Regions from separate parts of the Homo sapiens genome. Here regions 1 and 2 are each linked to region 3. A link is a contact called in ENCODE Hi-C or POLR2A ChIA-PET data. All regions are on one chromosome and are shown on one strand. Each heading gives the region's core, a stretch centred on a gene start or an enhancer-like site at or near the end of the contact. The rest is flanking DNA. Distances are from core to core; before and after follow the strand shown. Region 1 overlaps INSR (insulin receptor). Region 2 overlaps INSR (insulin receptor). Region 3 has its middle 14 kb from the start of TNFSF9.

Region 1 (2,700 bases), core at 19-2,518, 690 kb after region 3:
GAAACTGCTTGGAAGTTTCTAGAAGAGCTCATCCACAGTAACAGAACACTCAAGTCTAAAAGGGAAAACACAAAATCCCCAATTTTCCTCTCAGAAATCAAGATTTAATAGCCTCCTAAGGAAACCATAATTTGAGGGCCATTGGGAGCATTACTCTCTGAGGCCTGTGATTATAGAATGCCGAGAATGATTGGGAACTTGAACCACCAGTGAATTTGGGCTCCAACTAAAATGAATGAGACCCGTGGCCAGGCACGGTGGTTCACGCCTGTAACCCCAGCACTTTGGGAGGCTGAGGCAAGCAGATCACCTGAGGTCGGGAGTTCGAGACCAGCCTGGCCAACATGGTGAAACCTTGTCTCTGCTAAAAATAGAAAAATTAGCCAGGCATGGTGGCATGCACCTGTAATCCCCAGCTGCTCGGGAGGCTGAGGCAGGAGAATCGCTTGAACCCGGGAGGCAGAGGTTGCAGTGAGCCAAGATGGTGCCACTGCACTCCAGCCTGGGCAACAGAGTGAGACTCCATCTCAAAACAAAACAAAACAAAACAAAATAAAAAATTAAAATGAATGAGACCCAAAGCAGAAGGTATACCAAAGCCCCCTCACCCACACACAGACACTAAGAGGAGGCTGGGGAGGGCTCAAGGAAGTTGGAAAGAGGGAAAATATCACGAGAATAAAGCAACCATCTCAAAAAACAACATGAGTTTCCCCACTTATGTCTCCCTAGCCTGGCTAAAGAAAGGAGAATGGGCCGGGCCAGTGGCTCACACCTGTAATCCCAGCACTTTGGGAGGCTGAGGCAGGAGGATCGCTTAAGACCAGAAGTTCGAGACAAGCCTGGGCAATATAGCAAGACCCATCTCTACAAACAAGTTTAAAAACTACTTGAGGGCCTGAGGCAGGAGGATCACTTGAGCACAGGGGTTTGAGGCTGCAATGAGCTATGACTGTGCCGTTGCACTCTAGCCTGGGTGATAGAGTGAGACCTTGTTTGAGAAGGAAGGAAGGAAAGGAAGGAAGGAAGGAAGGAAGGAAGGAAGGAAGGAAGGGAAGGAGGGAGGGAGGGAGGGAGGGAGGCAAAGAAAGAAAAGAGTTACAAGGAGCTTGGCCTTGGGCATGGAAAGGGATTTGTGGTTAAGAGCTGGCCCCTCTTCCAGCCCTTGTACCCCCCAGAAAACCACCTCGTGTTTGGCTCACGAACTTCTGCTTCTTGGAACTCATCTAAGTCAAAGACAACAACACCCTCTGAGATGCTACTGACCTCATGCCACGTAACTATTCTGTGGCTGCCAGGAGGAACCGCCCACTCGCTCTTCTTGGGTTTACTCCTAATTCCACGCCCACCTCACCTTGAACTTCCCACTTTGAAATCTAAAGATCAAAGGTGTTTCTTGGTTCTCACATAGAAATCCCCCCCTTGAACTTCCTTCCTATCTGTTTCCTCAGCCTATCTTCCCTCTGGCCGTGTATTATTCACAAAGAGTTCTACAGGATACAAAGATAAAATTTAATGTACTTTCCTTAGCAACCGGAAAAAAAAAATCCCTGAAAAATTAAACAGCAGATACCCAAATAGAAACTTTGCTTTAGAAAAATGGGATTTGACCACACACACGTGCACAGGCCACACAAACCGTCATAACCTTGACCAGCTTAAGAGAACAATTCTCAAGCCAGTGAGAAAACAACAGCTGTGGCCGGGCGCAGTGGCTCACACCTGTAATCCCAGCACTTTGGGAGGCCCAGGCGGGTGGATCGCTTGAGCCCAGGAGCTCGAGACCAGCTTAGATAACATGGCAAAACCCTGTCTCGGCTAGGGGTACAAAAATTAGGCTGGGCGCAGTGGCTCACGCCTGTAATCCCAGCACTTTGGGAGGCCGAAGTGGGCGGATCACGAGGTCAGGAAATCGAGACCATCCTGGCCAACATGCGAAACCCCCTCTCTACTAAAAATACAAAAATTAGCTGGGCATGGTGGCGCGTGCCTGTAATCCCAGCTACTCGAGAGGCAGAAGCAGGAGAATCGCTTGAACAGGGGAGTTGGAAGTTGCAGTGAGCCAAGATGGCGCCACTGCATTCCAGCCTGGCAACAGAGCAAGACTCCATTAAAAAAAAAAATTAGCTGGGCATAGTGGCACATGCCTGTGATCCCAGCTACTCAGGAGGCTGAGGCATGGGAACTGCTTGAACCCAGGAGGCAGAGGTTGCAGTGAGCCAAGATTGTGCCACTGCATTCCAGCCTGGGCGACAGAGCAAGATTCCATCTCTAAATAAATAAATAAAATTAGCTGGGCATAGTGGCACACACCTGTGGTCCCAGCTACTCAGGAAGCTGAAGCAGGAGGATTGCTTGTGCCCAGAAGGTCAAGGCTGCAGTGAGCTGTGATCACACCACTGCACTCCAGGCTGGGTGACCAATGCATCGCTCTCACCTCTCTCCAGGCAGCCTGCAGAAGCCAGATATTTATTTGAAACCTCCAGCTTCTGCTCCTCATGTGTATGCAAACGTTGAGCTCAACTCCATAAAAGTCATGTTTTGTTTTGTTTTTTGTTTTGAGACAGGGTCTTTCTCTGTCACCCAGGCTGCCTATCACAGCTCTCTGCAGCCTCGACTTCCCAGGCTTAACTGATCCTCCTGCCTCAGCCTCTCGAGTAACTGGGATTATAGGCACACACCACCATGCCCAGCTAATTT
Region 2 (2,700 bases), core at 201-2,700, 670 kb after region 3:
CCACTTCGGCCTCCCAAAGTGCTGGGATTACAGGCATAAGCCACTGTGCCTGGCCAAGGCCTTTTAACATGGGTTCCCAGAACTCTGCTCTGAAAACATCAAGAACTCCTTCCCAGATAAGCCACCAGAATGGAAGAAAACATCTGGCCCTATTTGATATCAAACCACATTAGAAAATGCCACAGTACGATTAAGTCTTTCATAAGATAAAAAGAAAAGCTTCAGGCCAGGTGCGGTGGCTCATGCCTGTAATCCCAGCACTTTGGGAGGCCGAGGTGGGTGGATCACTTGAGGTCAGGAGTTCAAGACCAGCCTGGCCAACATGATGAAACCCGGTCTCTACTAAAAATACAAGAAAAATTTAGCTGGGTATGGTGACAGATGTCTGTAATCCCAGCTACTTAGAGGCTAAGGCAGGAGAATCACTTGAACCCGGGAGGCTGAGTTGCAGTGAGCCAAGATCGCACCATTGCACTTCAGTCTGGGCAACAAGAATGAAACTCCATCTCAAAAAAACAAAAGCACAAACAAAAAAAAATTGGCCAGGCTTGCTGCCTCACACCTGTAATCCCAGCTACTTGGGAGGCTGAGGCAGGAGAATGGCTTGAACCTGGAAGGCAGAGGTTGCAGTGAGCTGAGATCATGCCACTGCACTCCAGCCTGGGTGACAGAGTGAGGCTCTGTCTCAAAATAAATAAATTAATTAATTAAAAGCTTCAGAAATAAAAATATTAATTTTTTTAAACCTACGCAATAAAATACGGTGACAATGCACCCCCCTCTCCTTTGTTTTCTTCCGTTCAGGAAAGGTCCCAGATACCAAGGATGTGCGGTCAATTTCTCAGGGTTTCTGTTTTAGCATCTCCCGCATCATCAGTGAGAAAATCAAAGGAGGTTGCTATATTTCTCAGGCCATTGTTAAGGTGAGGGAAAAATGCCTTTTATTTAAGGCCAATGTCTTTTAAACAAACATCTTGCCAGAAGATATTAACCCATTTTTTTTATTTCAATTGTGATTTTAAAAAGAAAGAAATGAATCAAAAGGAATATGGTCATTTCCTCAATCTTGGGAATACACTGGCCAAAAAAAAAAAAAAAAACCTAAAACAAAAGTCTGTCTGGTATGAAAAGGTGATTTATAGACCCTTTTGGTCAATAAAGCCAAAAGGTTTTTTTGGTAGGTTTTTATCAACAACGAGCAAAACAAAACATATTGTACTTGCAGGTTTCACAAACACTCAAAGAAAGAGTCATAAGAACTGAAATTACAGCTTGTTTTCCTTCCCGCCCTCTCCACCCAGGGAAATACAATTTCCCACCCCAACACTCTCGCTTGGCTAATTCTCAAGTCTGAAGAGGAAGATACTTTACGTAAGCAGGTCAGCTCAAGGCCTCTTGATGTGTGTCTGTTTCTGATTTGTTTTTGTGTTGTTTTGTGGTGTGTGTGTGTGTGTGTGTGTGTGTGTGTGTGTGTTTTAAAACAAAACATAAAACCTCAATACAAAAACCAGGAAACAGATTTTTGCAACTCAGTTACGGCCCCAAAATAGCTCATGGAAGAAGCTCACAGTACGAACAGAAAGTCTGCGATGTGCGTAGGAAATCTGACTCTGTCGAAGAGAGAAAACCCTGCTATTTCTCACCCAAACGGCAGGAAATGGTTTGATTATACTGTCCTTCAGAGAACAGCAAAGCCCTGAGAATAATGCAGAAGCGAGTCTCTTCCTCCTGGAGACAGTATGTTCTGGGCTAATCTTGGCACACCACCAGGCTACAGGTCAGGGAAGACACGAAAGACCTTGGTATATCCTTTATGTGACAATGATGAAGCTACATCAGTGAGGACAGGCCACGTGGAGGATTTTAGGGAAAACCAAGGACTCTGTCCTTATTATATTTTCTTGTTCTGAAGCCAACCACAGAAAGCTTAGAACTGAGGTCCACAATGCCAGACTGGGTGCGGTGGCTCACACCTGCAATCACAGCACTTTGAGAGGCCAAGGCAGGTGGACCACCTGAGGTTGGGAGTTCGAGACCAGCCTGACCAACATGGCGAAACCCTGTCTCTATTAAAAATACAAAAATTAGCCGGGCATGGTGGCAGGCACCTGCAGTCCCAGCTGCTTGGGAGGCTGAGGCAGGAAAATCGCTTGAACCCAGGAGGCAGAGGTTGCAGTGAGCCAGGTTCGTGCCACTGCACTCCAGCTTGGGAGTCTTGCGGCAAGACTCCATCTCAAAAAAAAAAAAAAAGAATGGTGGGCACAATGCCAGAAGTATATACTATCTGGTCCTTTAGAGAAAAAGGTAGTCAACTCCCACTCCCAAGCCCAGGACCAAAACAGGGTGCAAAAGTAGCATCTGAGAGCAGAGACCTCACTCATAGCCAATTAACCCTGGGTTTGCACACAGTTTTAACAAGCGGCATCGTCACAACCAACCCCACGTTCCTTCTCCTCTCGGCTGCCCCCCAGACCCACATCCAGAACTCACTTGCTGGAATTCATCGTGTACCCGGAGGGACACTCAGGGATGCACTTGTTGTTGTGAATGACGTACTGGTGGCAGCCCTGCCTCCGCGAGTTCTTGCATTTGTGGTGCAGGTCCTGGCAGAAGCTGAAGTTCACACAGCGCCAGTCCTGGAAGTGGTAGTACGGGGGCGGGCAGGTCTCCACACACCTGCCGTCCAGGTAGAAGTTGCGG
Region 3 (2,700 bases), core at 123-2,622:
AGCAGAAAAGTGCCAGGCGCGGTGGCTCACACCTGTAATCCCACAACTTTGGGAGGCCAAGGTGAGTGAATCACCTGAGGTCAGGAGTTCGAGACCAGCCTGACCAACATGGTGAAACCCTGTCCTTACTAATAATACAATAAAAAAAAAAAATTAGACGGGCGTGGTGGTGCATGTCTGTAATCCCAGCTACTCGGGAGCCTGAGGCAGGAGGATCACTTGAACCCGGGAGTCGGAGGTTGCAGTGAGCCGAGATCGCACCATTGCACTGCAGCCTGGACGACAAGAGCAAAACTCCGTCTCCAAAAAAAAAAAAAAAAAAAAAAGCAGAAAACAGAGTGGGGCACGAAGAGTCTCCAGGCCCTATTCCCAGGTCACTAATGATTGGGAAATGGGCGGGGCCTGGGAGAATGACAGGGAGGTGTGAGGGACTGAGGAGTGGGCAGGGTCTGGGAGGCTGATAACAGGGGAAGTGGGCGGGGCCTGGAGATAATATTGGGAGGAACTGTGGCGTGGGAAGGGCCTGGAGCGGACAGCAGGGGAAGTGGGCGGGGCCTGGGGAGAATGACAGGGAAGTGGGAGGGACTAAGGAGTTAGCAAGGGCTGGGAGACAAATAACTATGAAGTGGGCGGAGTCTAGGGAGAATGACCGTGGGGTAGGGGAACTGAGGAGTGGGCTGGGCCTGGGAGTCTGCTGGGGAAGCGGACGGTCCTCGAGAGAATGACAGGAAAGTGGGAAGGACTGAGGAGTGGGCAGAGCCTGAGAGGCAAACGGATGGGTACGAGGGCGGGGCCTGGGGAGAAGCTAGGGAGGTGGGAGGCGGATGACAGCGGAATGGGGCTTCGGTAGACTGACAGGATCAGTCGTGGAAGGGGCGGGCCCATCTTTCTCTTGAACCCGCGAGCCAAAGCCACGTTGGTGCTGGTGATCATCCAGGCTGAGCGCTGGGCATTCCCAGTCTCGGGCGATTTCTTGGCGTTACTTCCAGGCTGAGAGCCATGACTAGGCGAGCTTCGGCCGTGGGACCGAAGACCTCCCACCCTCAGCACTCTAACCTCCCCGACCCTGCCCTCGCTGTGCCTCGTTGGGAATCCGCCTCCGGGGTCTTCCGCGGTCCAGGAGCCGCACCTGCCGGGTGGAGACGCGGGGCTGGCTGGGGTGCGGGAGTAGGAGGTCTTCGGTCCAACCGCCTCCAACCCATTCCTGCTTCCGACGTTCTGTTCCCGCGCTTAATGCCCTGCCCGATCCAGTTCCGGCCTCCCATCTCCCCTTCCCGCGTCTCCACGCTCTTTCCTTCCCCGGTTCTGCCGTGAATGCTCCCAAGTCCTAGAGCACCGGAACTCCCCGCGCGCCTTGGCTCCTGGGCCCCAGCTCCGTGCAGTCCTGGACTGGGGCTCCAGGTCCACCAGGGGGCGCCCGCTGCCCAAGCTGGGTATCGCTGCGGAGAAAAGGGGCCCAGAGTGATTGTTCCTCAGGGGAGGGAGGGGGAGGTCCCCAGAGGGAAGGGCCTGAGTTTCCTCTTGGGGGATGGATCCTAGGTGGTCTGAGGGGTGAGTCCTGGGTTCCCTGGCGGGAGTGGATCTTGGGTGGTCCTCTGTGGGTACAGGGTGGAACTTGGGTGTTCTGAGGGGTAGTCCCTGGGGACTCCTCTGGGAGCGGGGCAGACCTTGGATGGTCGTAGGATTGGACCTGGACCTCTGTGTGTGTGATTGTGCATGCCCATAACGTGTGTTCTTGCGTTATGTCTATGACTAGCCATGGTGCCTGCCATGTATGTGTATCTACGATTGTGTCTTTGGGTGTCTGTCTCAGTGTGTAACCGTGTACGTGTGTGTTGTGTACCTCCATGTCTGTTTTGGTATGTGTGTGATGGTGTGTCTGTGTTGGTGTGTTCTAGTCTCGGTGTGTTTGGTTATATGCCCTGAATATATGTCTCTTGTGTCCTTGTGTGTGTCTGTTGCTAGCTTTTTTTTTTTTTTTGAGGCAGAATCTTACTCTGTCATCCAGGCTGGAGTACAGCGGCGCCATCTTGGCTCACTGCAACCTCTGCCTCCCGGGTTCAAGCGAGTCTCCCATCTCAGCCTCCTTAGTAGCTGGGACTACAGGCACTCACCACCACGCCCGGCTATTTTTTTTTTTTTTTTTTTTTTGTATTTTTGGTAGAGACAGGGTTTCACCATGTTGGCCAGGTTGGTCTCGGACTCCTGACCTCAAGTGATCTGACTGCCTTGGCATCCCAAGGTGCTGGGATTACAGGCGTGAGACACTGCACCCGGTCTGTGGCTAGCTTTGATGGTTGTTGTGTATCTATGATTGTGTGTCCAGGTGTGTGTGTGTGTGTGTGATTGTGTGTATGTCTGCATGGTGTGTCTGTATGTCTGTCTTGTTTTGTGTGATTGTATATGTCCAGAATGGGTGTGCCCTTTGTGTTCTGGTGTCTGTGTGTGTCTACTTGTGTCCCTCCCCCAGGGGAGTTGGAAAGTCCTTTCCAGGTAGTTACCCTGCTGGGATTCCCTTTCCAAAGCGGGTTGACTTCCCAGCACCGTGAGCTGCCTCTTCATGCTCTTGGAAGGGGTCGCTGGGTCTGCCCCAAGTCTGCCTGGGTCTTCCCCAACCCTGACTCCTCCTTCCACTGCCCTCAACAGGGAAACACCATTTCCTGCCTTTGATGTCACTAGGTACAAAAAGTTTCCTTCCTC

What was found. A loop is a pair of places that touch in the nucleus more often than their neighbours do. ChIA-PET counts read pairs that join two places held with the same protein, here RNA polymerase II (POLR2A). Pooled maps may share reads with other maps.
Region 1: POLR2A ChIA-PET joins it to region 3 with 10 read pairs in activated T-cell. The contact joins two enhancer-like sites. A Hi-C loop is called at or near these places in 1 of 37 single-sample maps with no recorded cell type and 3 of 50 pooled maps. POLR2A ChIA-PET finds 5 or more read pairs at or near these places in 1 of 52 experiments (activated T-cell).
Region 2: a pooled map shows a loop between it and region 3 (6-fold over the local background). The contact joins two enhancer-like sites. A Hi-C loop is called at or near these places in 3 of 37 single-sample maps with no recorded cell type and 3 of 50 pooled maps. POLR2A ChIA-PET finds 5 or more read pairs at or near these places in 1 of 52 experiments (BJ).

What each region holds. Positions count from the first base shown.
Region 1 is chr19:7,206,888-7,209,587 of GRCh38, forward strand. All of the region lies in intron 2 of INSR (insulin receptor), which reads right to left. Among named protein-coding and RNA genes, the nearest start is that of INSR, 86 kb to the right of the region's middle. Within about 2 kb of position 1,269, at least 6 of the 41 ENCODE cell types and tissues checked have a DNase peak (open chromatin) inside an H3K27ac peak, as active enhancers do.
Region 2 is chr19:7,181,826-7,184,525 of GRCh38, forward strand. INSR (insulin receptor) reads right to left here. Exons shown (of 22, transcript NM_000208.4): 3 at 2,491-2,700. Among named protein-coding and RNA genes, the nearest start is that of INSR, 110 kb to the right of the region's middle. Within about 2 kb of position 1,451, at least 26 of the 41 ENCODE cell types and tissues checked have a DNase peak (open chromatin) inside an H3K27ac peak, as active enhancers do.
Region 3 is chr19:6,515,644-6,518,343 of GRCh38, forward strand. No RefSeq gene overlaps it. Among named protein-coding and RNA genes, the nearest start is that of TNFSF9, 14 kb to the right of the region's middle. RefSeq lists enhancers at 489-1,029, 2,371-2,420, 2,471-2,600 and a silencer at 891-1,060. Within about 2 kb of position 1,373, at least 32 of the 41 ENCODE cell types and tissues checked have a DNase peak (open chromatin) inside an H3K27ac peak, as active enhancers do.